Regions from separate parts of the Homo sapiens genome. Here regions 2 and 3 are each linked to region 1. The links are chromatin contacts, found by Hi-C or POLR2A ChIA-PET in ENCODE. All regions are on one chromosome and are shown on one strand. Each heading gives the region's core, a stretch centred on a gene start or an enhancer-like site at or near the end of the contact. The rest is flanking DNA. Distances are from core to core; before and after follow the strand shown. Region 1 overlaps TPT1-AS1 (TPT1 antisense RNA 1). Region 2 overlaps GTF2F2 (general transcription factor IIF subunit 2). Region 3 overlaps GTF2F2 (general transcription factor IIF subunit 2).

Evidence for each region. A loop is a pair of places that touch in the nucleus more often than their neighbours do. ChIA-PET counts read pairs that join two places held with the same protein, here RNA polymerase II (POLR2A). Pooled maps may share reads with other maps.
Region 2: POLR2A ChIA-PET joins it to region 1 with 11 read pairs in activated naive CD4-positive, alpha-beta T cell. The contact joins two enhancer-like sites. POLR2A ChIA-PET finds 5 or more read pairs at or near these places in 3 of 52 experiments (B cell, H1 and activated naive CD4-positive, alpha-beta T cell).
Region 3: a pooled map shows a loop between it and region 1 (7-fold over the local background). The contact joins two enhancer-like sites. A Hi-C loop is called at or near these places in 5 of 50 pooled maps. POLR2A ChIA-PET finds 5 or more read pairs at or near these places in 2 of 52 experiments (OCI-LY7 and endothelial cell of umbilical vein).

The regions. Positions count from the first base shown.
Region 1 is chr13:45,365,789-45,369,351 of GRCh38, forward strand. All of the region lies in intron 3 of TPT1-AS1 (TPT1 antisense RNA 1), which reads left to right. Among named protein-coding and RNA genes, the nearest start is that of TPT1-AS1, 26 kb to the left of the region's middle. RefSeq lists an enhancer at 1,685-2,191. Within about 2 kb of position 1,748, at least 12 of the 41 ENCODE cell types and tissues checked have a DNase peak (open chromatin) inside an H3K27ac peak, as active enhancers do.
Region 2 is chr13:45,161,424-45,164,986 of GRCh38, forward strand. All of the region lies in intron 4 of GTF2F2 (general transcription factor IIF subunit 2), which reads left to right. Among named protein-coding and RNA genes, the nearest start is that of KCTD4, 38 kb to the right of the region's middle. Within about 2 kb of position 1,573, at least 5 of the 41 ENCODE cell types and tissues checked have a DNase peak (open chromatin) inside an H3K27ac peak, as active enhancers do.
Region 3 is chr13:45,204,534-45,208,096 of GRCh38, forward strand. GTF2F2 (general transcription factor IIF subunit 2) reads left to right here. Exons shown (of 8, transcript NM_004128.3): 5 at 2,891-2,972. Among named protein-coding and RNA genes, the nearest start is that of KCTD4, 5.3 kb to the left of the region's middle. Within about 2 kb of position 1,943, at least 15 of the 41 ENCODE cell types and tissues checked have a DNase peak (open chromatin) inside an H3K27ac peak, as active enhancers do.

The DNA of each region.
Region 1 (3,563 bases), core at 498-2,997:
GCCTGGCATGGTGGCTCACGCCTGTAATCCCAACACTATGGGAGTCCGAGGAGGGTGGATTACCTGAGGTCGGGAGTTTGAGACCAGCCTGACCAACATGGAGAAACCCCGTCTCTACTAAAAATACAAAATTAGCCGGGCATGGTGGCACATGCCTGTAATCCCAGCTACTCGGGAGGCTGAGGCGGGAGAATTGCTTGAACCTGGGAGGCAGAGGTTGCAGTGAGCCAAGATCACGCCATTGCACTCCAGCCTTGGCAACAAGAGCAAAACTCCATCTCAAAAAACAAAAACAAAAACAAAAAATAAAACATATCCAGCAGTAGGCCAGACACGGTGGCTCACCCCTGTAATCCCAGCACTTTGGGAGGCTGAGGCAGGTGGATCACTGGAGGTCAGGAGTTTGAGACCAGCCTGGCCAACATGGTGAAACCCCATCCTTTACTAAAAATACAAAAATTAGCTGGGTGTGGGGGCATGTGCCTGTAATTCCAGCTACTCAGGAGGCTAAGGTAGAAGAATCGCTTGAACCCAGGAGGCGGAGGTTGCAGTGAGCCGAGATCGTGCCACTGCACTCCAGCCTGGGCTACAGAGTGAGACTCCATCTCAAAAAACAAACATGGTGGCTCACGCCTGTAATCCCAGCACTTTGGGAGGCCGAAGCAGGTGGATCACCTGAGGTCAGGAGTTCGAGACCAGCCTGGCCAAGATGGTGAAACCCTGTCTCTACTAAAAATACAAAAATTAGCCAGGCATGGTGGTGGGCGCCTGTAGTACCAGCTACTTGGGAGGCTGAAGCAGGAGAATCGCTTGAACCCAGGAGGTGGAGGTTGCAGTGAGCCAAGATCATGCCACTGCACTCCAGCCTGGGCGACAGAGCGAGACTCTGTCTCAAACAGGCCAGGCGTGGTGGCTCATGCCTGTAATACCAGCACTTTGGTAGGCCAGGAGTTCAAGATGAGCCTGGCCAACATGGTGAAACCCCGTCTATACTAAAAATACAAAAAGACTGGCGTGGTGGTGGGCGCCTGTAATCACAGCTACTTGGGAGGCTGAGGCAGGAGAATCGCTCGAACCCAGGAGGCGAAGGTTGCGGTGAGCCAACATTGCACCACTGCACTCCAGCCTGGGCGACACAGCAAGACTCTGCCTCAAAATAAATAAACAAACAAACAAAAATATCTGGCAGCAATTTTCAAGCATTCAAAAGAGATGTGAAGGAAAAAAATTTGGCCGGGAGCAGTGGCTCACGCCTGTAATCCCAGCACTCTGGGAGGCCAAGGTGTGCGGATCACGAGGTCAAGAGTTCGAGACCAGCCTGACCAACATGGTCAAACCTGGTCTCTACTAAAAATACAAAAATTAGCTGGGCATGGTGGCACGTGCCTGTAATCCCAGCTACTCAGGAGTCTGAGGCAGGAGAATCGCTTGAACCTGGGAGGCAGAGGTTTCAGGGAGCCGAGATCACACCACTGCACTCCAGCCTGGGCAACAGAGGGAGACTGTCTCAAAAAAAAAAAAAAATAAATAAATCAGCATAGTAATTGATGAGGACAAGGACATTTTATTATCATGGGATTATGGGGACAAATGATTGCTGAAATCATAATTAGCTTTCTGGCGGGGGAAGATAGTAAGGTAGAAAGAGGAGAAATGGGTGTAATCAAAGGAAGTGGCAGAGAGAGATTAAAAAAAAAAAACAGGAAATGAGAACAAGAATATGACTAACAATGCCTGAGCCCCACCCACCCATCCTCAGAGTGGACTCCCTCTCTCAAAGGCTTGTGGGCACCTGCCCCCGAGCTGACTCACCCTGTTCAGTCATCACAGCTCACTGCAGTGATGAAGGCTCAGGTGATCCTTTCACATCAGCCTCTCCAGTAGCTGGGACTAAAGGCATGTGCCACCATACCTGGCTAATTTTTTGTTTTTGTTTTTGTTTTGAGATGGAGTCTTGCTCTGTCACCCAGGCTGCAGTGCAGTGGCATGATCTAGGCTCACTGCAACCTCCACCACCTGGATTCAAGCAATTCTCTGCCTCAGCTTCCTGAGTAGCTGGGACTACAGGTGCCTGCCATGACGCCCAGCTAATTTTTTTGTGTATTTAGTAGAGATGGGGTTTCACCATGTTAGCCAGGATGGTCTCGATCTCCTGATCTCGTGATCCACCTGCCTCAGCCTCCCAAAGTACTGGGATTACAGGTGTGAGCCACCGTGCCCGGCCGTATTTTTTGTATTTTTAGTAGAGACAGGGTTTCACTATCTTGGCTAGGCTGGTCTTGAACTCCTGACCTCAAGTGATCCACCCACCTCGGCCTCCCAAAGTTCTGGGATTACAGGCATGAGCCACTGTGCCCAGCCACCCGTCACCTGCTAGTGTAGACAAATGAATAAACTTAGACAAGCACATGGGCTCCCTCTATACCAGCCTAGACTTTGACACTGAAACTCCATGAGTCTGGGCCACTTCCTGCCACAAGTGTGAATGGAAAATAAATCATTTTCCAAGGAACCCAAAATCACTAAGCCAAGGAGTCAAGCTGAGAACTTTCAGGCAAACCTGCCCCCCATTTTATTTCCTAAATAAGAGAGCTACAAAGATTAAAAAAAAAAAAAAGCTACACACCTTGCTCATAATTTGCCCACAAGGAAATACCTAATTCCACAAGGAAGGGCTAATCAGAAACTCAACAGAATGCAACTGTTTGTCTCTTATCCACCTGTGACCTGGAAGCCCCGTCCCTCACCTCGAGTTGTCTCGCCTTCCTGGACCAAACCAATGTACATCTTACACATATTGATTGATGTCTCATGTCTCCCTAAAATGTATAAAACCAAGCTGTGCCCTGACCACCTTGGACACATGTGGTCAGGACTTCCTGAGGCTGTGTCACGGGCGTGTGTCCTCAACCTTGGCAAAATAAACTTTCTAAATTGGTTGAGACCTGTCTCGGATACTTTGGGTTCACATAAGGAAACAGGAAGCAGGGATCTGGTGTCTATTTCTTTTTCCAAGCACAATGTAAGCACAGTTCTAGGCTGTGTTTGTCTTGTGAGTCCTTCCTGGCTCCCCTCAGGCACTGGCTTTCTCTCCTCTCTCCTGCCTTCTCTTTCTGGATCCACCCTCCAAATGTTGGAGTTCCTTAGGGTTTGATTCTTGGAACTCTTCTGTGTTTATGTGTTCTCCCTAGATAGCATCATCCGTAAGTGACTTAAATAGCACTCATAATGCTTAAAAAAAAAAATTTCCATTTCTAGCCTGGACGTCTCTGAATTTCAGAATAAGGTAAATGAAGAATTCACCTTTATACACCTTAAGTTTGAAATGCCGGTGATTTATCCAACAGCCTCCTTGGTTTTGGTTTTAGCCGTATCACCGGCATCTCATTTAACTCAACGTATGCACATCTGAATTCTACTGACTCTCCTAAACTTGCACTCTGCTCCATCTCAGCCAATGGTACCACCCAGTTTCCTGAGCTAAGTGCCTTCTTTGACACCTTCCTTTCCAACACCACCTCACCTGATCTGTCACCAGTCCTGTCACTTGTTTTAAATCCTTG
Region 2 (3,563 bases), core at 323-2,822, 200 kb before region 1:
AGTGTTGATCACTTTTTATTGGGATGGCCTACCTAATAGAGACACTCCTCCCCCCAGTGCTTCTTAGGGGAACCTCATGCGTAACACTGAATTGCATGCCTGTTTCAGTGTTTATTGTTGGTTTTAAGAATACAGGGGCCGGGCACCGTGGCTCAGGCCTGTAATCCCAGCAGGTTGGGAGGCCAAGGTGGGCAGATCACCTGAGGTCAGGAGTTCAAGACCAGCCTGGCCAACATGGTGAAACGCCGTCCCTACCAAAAATACAAAAAATTAGCCAGCTGTGGTGGTGAGTGCCTGTAATCCCGCCTATTCGGGAGGCTGAGGCAGGAGAATCACTTGAACCCAGGAGGCAGAGGTTGCAGTGAGCCGAGATCATGCCATTGCACTCCAGCCTGGGCAACAAGAGCGAAACTCTGTCTCAAAAAGAAAAAATGAATACAGTACATATTTTTTTAACCAGATTTGAACCACTTTTAAACTATTTCTTTTAGGTATAGTTTACACTTTTAGGTATTTATTCCACTTCTGTTGGTGGATAACCTGTCTTAATAAATCTGTATTAAATAAGATAGTAAATACAACCTGTCTTTGTATTTACTATCTTATTTAATTCTCCTCACAACTCCACGAGGGAGGGACTTTTAAAAAATCTTCATTTTGCAGATGATATGACAGAAGCTCTAAGAGATTGTGTGACTAGCCCCTATTTCCTGATATTTAGAAATATATGTTAAAACAGTCTCTTTAAGTAGGTAATAGAAATCCTGCTAGGTCTGCCTGGATAGATGCTCTGTGGTGACTCCAGCTTGTCTCTTTCATCACTGCATTTCACAGGGCAGCCATCTTCAAGTCCCATTCACTTTGGCAGCTAGTGGTTCTTTCTCACTCCGCTAGTAAAGGCCCTATGGAAGGAGTAAGGAAGCTCTGTTTTTTGCTTACTCCTTTGAGTAACAGCCTTGCCACTGAACATTTGGAATCATACCAGCTTCTGACAATCTTATACTTGTGAGGAGGAACAAACAGGAACAAAAATATATGAGTTTAGTGTTTATTTCCTGAACTGCCACCAAGGTTGTGACTGACTGCAGAGATTTAGTTTTGTATTTTACTGCCAACTGCCTGAGCCAGGTCTGCTCTCTGAAAAGTTAAACCTAATAGCAGAAAATGTTCCTTTATTTAGTGGCCAGAAAGAGATTTGTAAAAGCAGTGTTTGCACTCTTCATATTCAGGTATTCATGCATAAATATGTGGTAGCTTTAATAATCTGAGGTTGGGATGAGGAGGATTAAAAGAAACCGCAGTGTAGGATAATATTAAGGTTTGGAATCACAAACTTATTAAAACTTATGATTTACTCTCCAGTTTTTAATTGTGAAATATTTCAAACCTACAGAAAAGTATAGTGAATAGTTTAACCTATGCCTAACAGCTGTATTTCATAAGTGTTGACATTTGCCATATTTCTTTAAAGCTAGAAAACATTTTAGATTTCTCCCCACCCCCCACCCCCTAACCCTTACCTCACTTGCTAGAGGTAACTGTTGTCCTGGAGTTGGCGTGTATTATTGTGACTCATTATGACTAGTCTGCAATTCTCAAAACAAAATCTTTATAGTTTAACTGGTGGAAACTAACCAAGTTCCTTGGAGATGTGTTAGGCAATGTGCTCCAAATTTCTAACAATTGTGGAAGTCCAGTGTTTAGCTTGAGTAGAGATTTTTTTGTGTCATACCTGGAGAAAATGACAGGCTATACAAACATATTTCTCTTCTTCCTTTTGATTTTCTGTAGCTTCCAGTTTATAAAGTCGGTTCTTTGTTTTGATTCATTGTATACTTAAGATCTTAGGAAGAACTTGGTTTCTTTGTAAAACCAAACCTAACTTAGTAAAATCAATTAAAATGTAAATTACTTCAGCGTGGGCAACATGGTGATTCCCCATCTCTACTAAAAATAAAAAAAATTAGCCAGGCATGGTGGCGCACGCTTGTAGCACCAGCTGTTCTGGAGGCTGAGGCAGGAGAATTGCTTGAACCCAGGAGGCGGAGGTTGCAGTGAGCCGAGATAGCGCCACTGCACTCCAGCCTGGGCGACAGAGTGAGACTCTGTCTCAAAAAAAAAGAAAAAAAGTAAATTACTTAGTCGCGGTATTAAAACTAAGTAATTGAAACAATTGTAATTTTAAAATACTTTAATTTTAAAAATTTCATTTCCTTTGGCTTTTTCAAATAACATTGCCACTATTTTTAAAAACCTCATTCAAGGTTATAGTAGCATGATTTTTTCTCTAGTTCTTTGAGCATAAGGGTACCATTATCAAAATTTAAAGTGTAAAAAATGCCATGTAACTGATTTTTCCCTCTGCAGTATAGCATTACATTATAAAAACAGAGACAGGTTATTTGGTTGCCTTTGTATTTTTATCACTTAGAAATGTAGTCTATTGAGGGCTGGATGTGGTGGCTCACGCCTGTAATCTCAGCACTTTGGGAGGCCAAGGTGGGCAGATCACTTAAGGCCAGGAGTTTGAGATCAGCCTGGCTGACCTGACGAAACCCCGTCTCTACTGAAAATACAAAAATTAGCCAAGTGTGGTGGTGCGCATCTATAATCCCAGCTCCTCAGCACACATCTGTAATTCCAGCCAGGAGTTCAAGACCAGCCCGGCCAACTTGGCGAAACCCCGTCTCTACTAAAAATACAAAAATTAGTCCAGCGTGGTGGCAGACACCTGTAATCTCAGCTACTTGGGAGGCTGAGGCACGAGAATCACTTGAACCCAGGAAGTGGAGGTTGCAGCGAGCCAGGATTGTGCTACTGCACTCCAGCCTGGGCAACACAGTGAGACAGTCTCAAAAAAAAAAAAAGAGAAAGGTAGTCTGTTGATATGGTGATGGCACTAGTATAGTAATTCCCTTGGAACAAAGAAGAAAAGAAGGTAAGACTTTAAAACTGACCTATTTTTTTAAAAAGCAATAAAACATGTCGATTTACTGAAGGTTTTCAAGTAAAGAAGTAGCAGCCCTAGTGGCCAGGTAGTGGCTCATGCCTGTAACCCCAGCACTTTGGGAGGCCAGGGTGAGTGGACTGCTTGAGCCCAGAAGTTAGAGACCAGCCTGGACAAAAGAGTGAAACCCTATCTCCACAAAAGATAGCTGGGTATGGTGGCATGCACCTGTAGTCTCAGCTATTTTGGAGGCTCAGGTGGGAGGATCACCTGTGCCTGGGATGTTGAGGCTACAGTGAGTACAGTGATTGTGCCACTGCACTCCAGTGTCAGTGACAGAGTGAGACCCTGTCTGGAAAAAAAAAATAGTAGTTCCTTCTCCCTCAGCATTACTAGTGTCACTTTTGGGGTACCCAGTGCTGGTAAAAAGGCTATACAACAAAAAGTTGCATCACAGCAGAATGGGAAGGGTTACCAAAAAATGGATTAGAGACCTACACTTGAACTGTGTTCTTGATTACGTTGGTTCTGATACAAAGTGCCTAGAACCATTTTACATTCTCATAACTATTTGTTTGGAAGAATTGAAGGAAGTTTTAATTATGGCATATAGATA
Region 3 (3,563 bases), core at 693-3,192, 160 kb before region 1:
AAATACTTTTAAAATAAAATTTAATACCTTTCCTTTGAAATCTTAAGCAGTATTTTGAAAAAGACAAGAAGTGTGGTTTAGTGGAAAGAATATGAGAATGTGTTCCTATGAGGCTTTAAAAAGAGAGCAGGCAAATCATGCCTAGGGGGCTGCATCAGGAGTAAATTGGCCTTTTAAAAATGTATTTAAGAAGAGAAGGGGAGAAAGGAAGTGAACAGAGATGTCAGGTTACTTAGGAACATCCAGTGGATGGGAAAATTCGTTGCTGATGAAGACTTTTCCATTCACTTTGAGTAGCATTTGGAAGCTATTTTAGGTTTGAAAAGAAGATATGATAGAAAATTATGGTTTGAGAAAGTAAATGTTATTGCTCTGTGTGAGTGACCTTGACTGAAGAATAGTGAGGAGATTGGTGGCCAAGTTGTAATGGGCAGTTGCTGTGGACCTGATTTCTACCCTTGAGCTGTCATATGGAGAAGGTTGATAGCACAAACCTTTAACTGAAAGTTAAATTCAGCCTGTCCACCTGGAGTAGGTACTGCTAAATAAGTGGGGAGCATTCACTTAGTAAAAGGTAGCTATATTAGTCCATTTTCACACTGCTATAAAGAAATGCCTGAGACTGGGTAGTTTATAAAGGAAACAGGTTTAATTGACTCACGGTTCCGCATACCTGAGGAGACCTCAGGAAACTTACATTCATGGTGGAAAGCAAAGGGGAAGCAGGCACCAAGGTGGCAGGAGGGAGAAGTGAGAGCACAGGAAAAAGCTGCCAGTGAGAACTCACTCATTATCACGAGAACAGCATAGGGGGAACTGCCCCATGATCCAGTCACTTCCCTCCCTTGACACGTGGGGATTATAATTTGAGATGAGATTTGGCTGGGGACACAGAGCCAGACCATATCAGTAGCTCTTTTAGTTGCAACATTAATAAACGTGGATATGTGACTAAATTATTTGCAGGGATAGTAGTCTAGATTTATTTTATTTATTTAGTTTTTTGAGACGGAGTCTTGCTCTGTTGCCAGGCTGGAGTGCAGTGGCACTATCTTGGCTCACTGCAACCTTTGCCTCCTGGGTTCAAGCGATTCCCTTGCCTCAGCCTCCTGAGTAGCTGGGACCACAGGTGTGTGCCACCATGCCTGGCTAATTTTTTATATTTTAGTAGAGACAGGGTTTCACCATGTTGGCCAGCATGGTCTCGATCTCCTGACCTCATGATCTGCCTGCCTCGGCCTCCCAAAGTGCTGGGATTATAGCTGTGAGCCACCGTGGCCGACCTAGATTTATTTTTTTAAAGGATTAATTGTCTTCCTTTATTGGACTTTCCTTATGCATTTAAGACATTTGATATATCAGATTTTCCCAAATCTTGCTATTGTTGTGACGACTAAAGAATTTTTCTTGATAGAACTTTCAGCTTCAGCAAGAGCCAAACTTGAATATAAGCTTTTTGCTTTAAGAAAATTCAAATTTTAATTTTATTAAAGACTTTAATGAGAGGAAATTATTTTTAGAATTTAAACTTTATTATAAAATAATAACGGCTTTTAAAATATTTTCTTCCTGCCATATTTTGGTATAAGGTAGTCATGCTTCTCATCATTGCTTTTTCTGCATCTTCTTGAGATTTGTTGCATATGTTGCATTAAGGGACCCTGGATACATTGATTATATACGGTGTGCTTGTAATTAGTTCGTACAGAGTCTCCTAGATTTTGGAGACATCCAAAGATCACTAAAAAAAGATTTTTTAGTATAAATATGTAGGCATGGTTCTATACACTTTCTGCATTTTGATCAATTTATCTGTCTCCCCCAGTGAACTGTATGCTTCTTGAAAACAGTACTGTGTCTTAATCATCTTGATTCCACAATGCCTAGATGGGGCCTTTTGCATAGCAGACATTTTGCTAATGTTAGTGGAATGAAGTAATTCTCTCTGAAAAGATGAATCATAAATGCACTACTCATGAGCCAGGGAATTTCCTGAGTCTTTTCTTAAAACCCAGGTGAATTCTTGTGGAAATATGACTGTTTCTAACCACAGTCATACATTTCCAGGGTATAAAGCTGGTACCATTATGAGACATTTATATGTGTATTATACAATAAGGTAAGGTCTGTCAAGTGACCACACCACAATGCTTGGTGGCCAGTAGGCACACAATAGATGCTAGCCTTTGTTTCCTTTTTCTGATTCTCCTAGGTTTTATGTCAGAGTCACTATAAGAATTACTAAGGATAGGGGAAATTGCCTTTCTGTTTGGACAAATATTCATAGCAGTTAAAGATTCTGTTTTGACATGCCCAGATTTAGAATTCTGCAGGAAAACAGAAGTCAGAGCAGCTGGCAGGCTGAACTGGTACACAATATAACCCAGACAGTAGACCTGCCCAGTGTCACAGTATTTTCTGGGCTGGCTGTTTTAGTCACAAGGTACTTGAGAATTTTATTCACATACACAAACACACACACACACACACACACACACACACACACACACGGTCTTTGATTTAGTGGTTTAGACTAGCTGTGTTTTCAGAAGTTACTTCTTTGTCAAAGACGATAGCCTTTATACTCTTTAATTTGATTTTATGCCCTTTTAAGCTACCTTATTTAGAAGGAGCAGAGTGTATAAAAGCTGTTCCTGGCAAAGGGCCACAGCAGCCTAATAAACAAATCTGACAGGAGCCCAGTTTGTTACTAAGCCAAGAATAAGGCTTCTCTCTGTTCTGACCAGTGAGATTCCTGAAACTTAACTATTTTTTCTTGATTTTTGATATTAATTATATTTGATTGTCATATTACTGTGTTTAGTGTGTCAAAATACAGTCTTGAAAATGATAAGTATTATCTCTGAATCCTTTTTTTTTTCCATTCAAGATAAGCTGTCATTGGAAGGAATAGTGGTACAAAGAGCTGAATGCCGACCAGCTGCCAGTGAAAACTACATGCGATTAAAAAGGTTGGTGTTTTGTAACTCCAGAATGATACCTGATATTTCCCTTTGGGGATTGAGATACGTGTGTTATATCGCCTATTGACTGCATTAAAACTGTGGTTATTGTTGAGTGTTTGCTTCAAAAGCTGTTTGGTTTTAAAAGCAAGTAAGAGTTTCTTTGGCACTAAAGAAATTTCAGTATCTGGGCTGTTTATTTGAGGTATTTTAAGCTACTTTGTTAATACATCCTGGAATCAAAGTTTTTAAACTACATTTTCTAGTTGTCTTTATAAATTTTGATTCTTTAAAGACATGTATAAGATCTTTGTAATATTTTATTTTCCAGGGCTGTAATTTTTCCATAATAAATATGTATCCGAAATACTGTAACTGGGCCAGGCATGGTGGCACATGCCTGTAATCCCAGCACTTTGGGAGGCTGAGGTAGGTGGACCATTCAAGCCCAGGAGTTTGAGACCAACCTGGGCAACATGGTGATATCCTATCTCTACAAAAAGATAGAAAAATTAGCTGGGCGTGGCTGAGGTGTGAGGATTGCTTGGGCCTGGGAAGTGAAGGCTGCAGTGAGCTGAGAGCATGCCACTGCACTCCAGC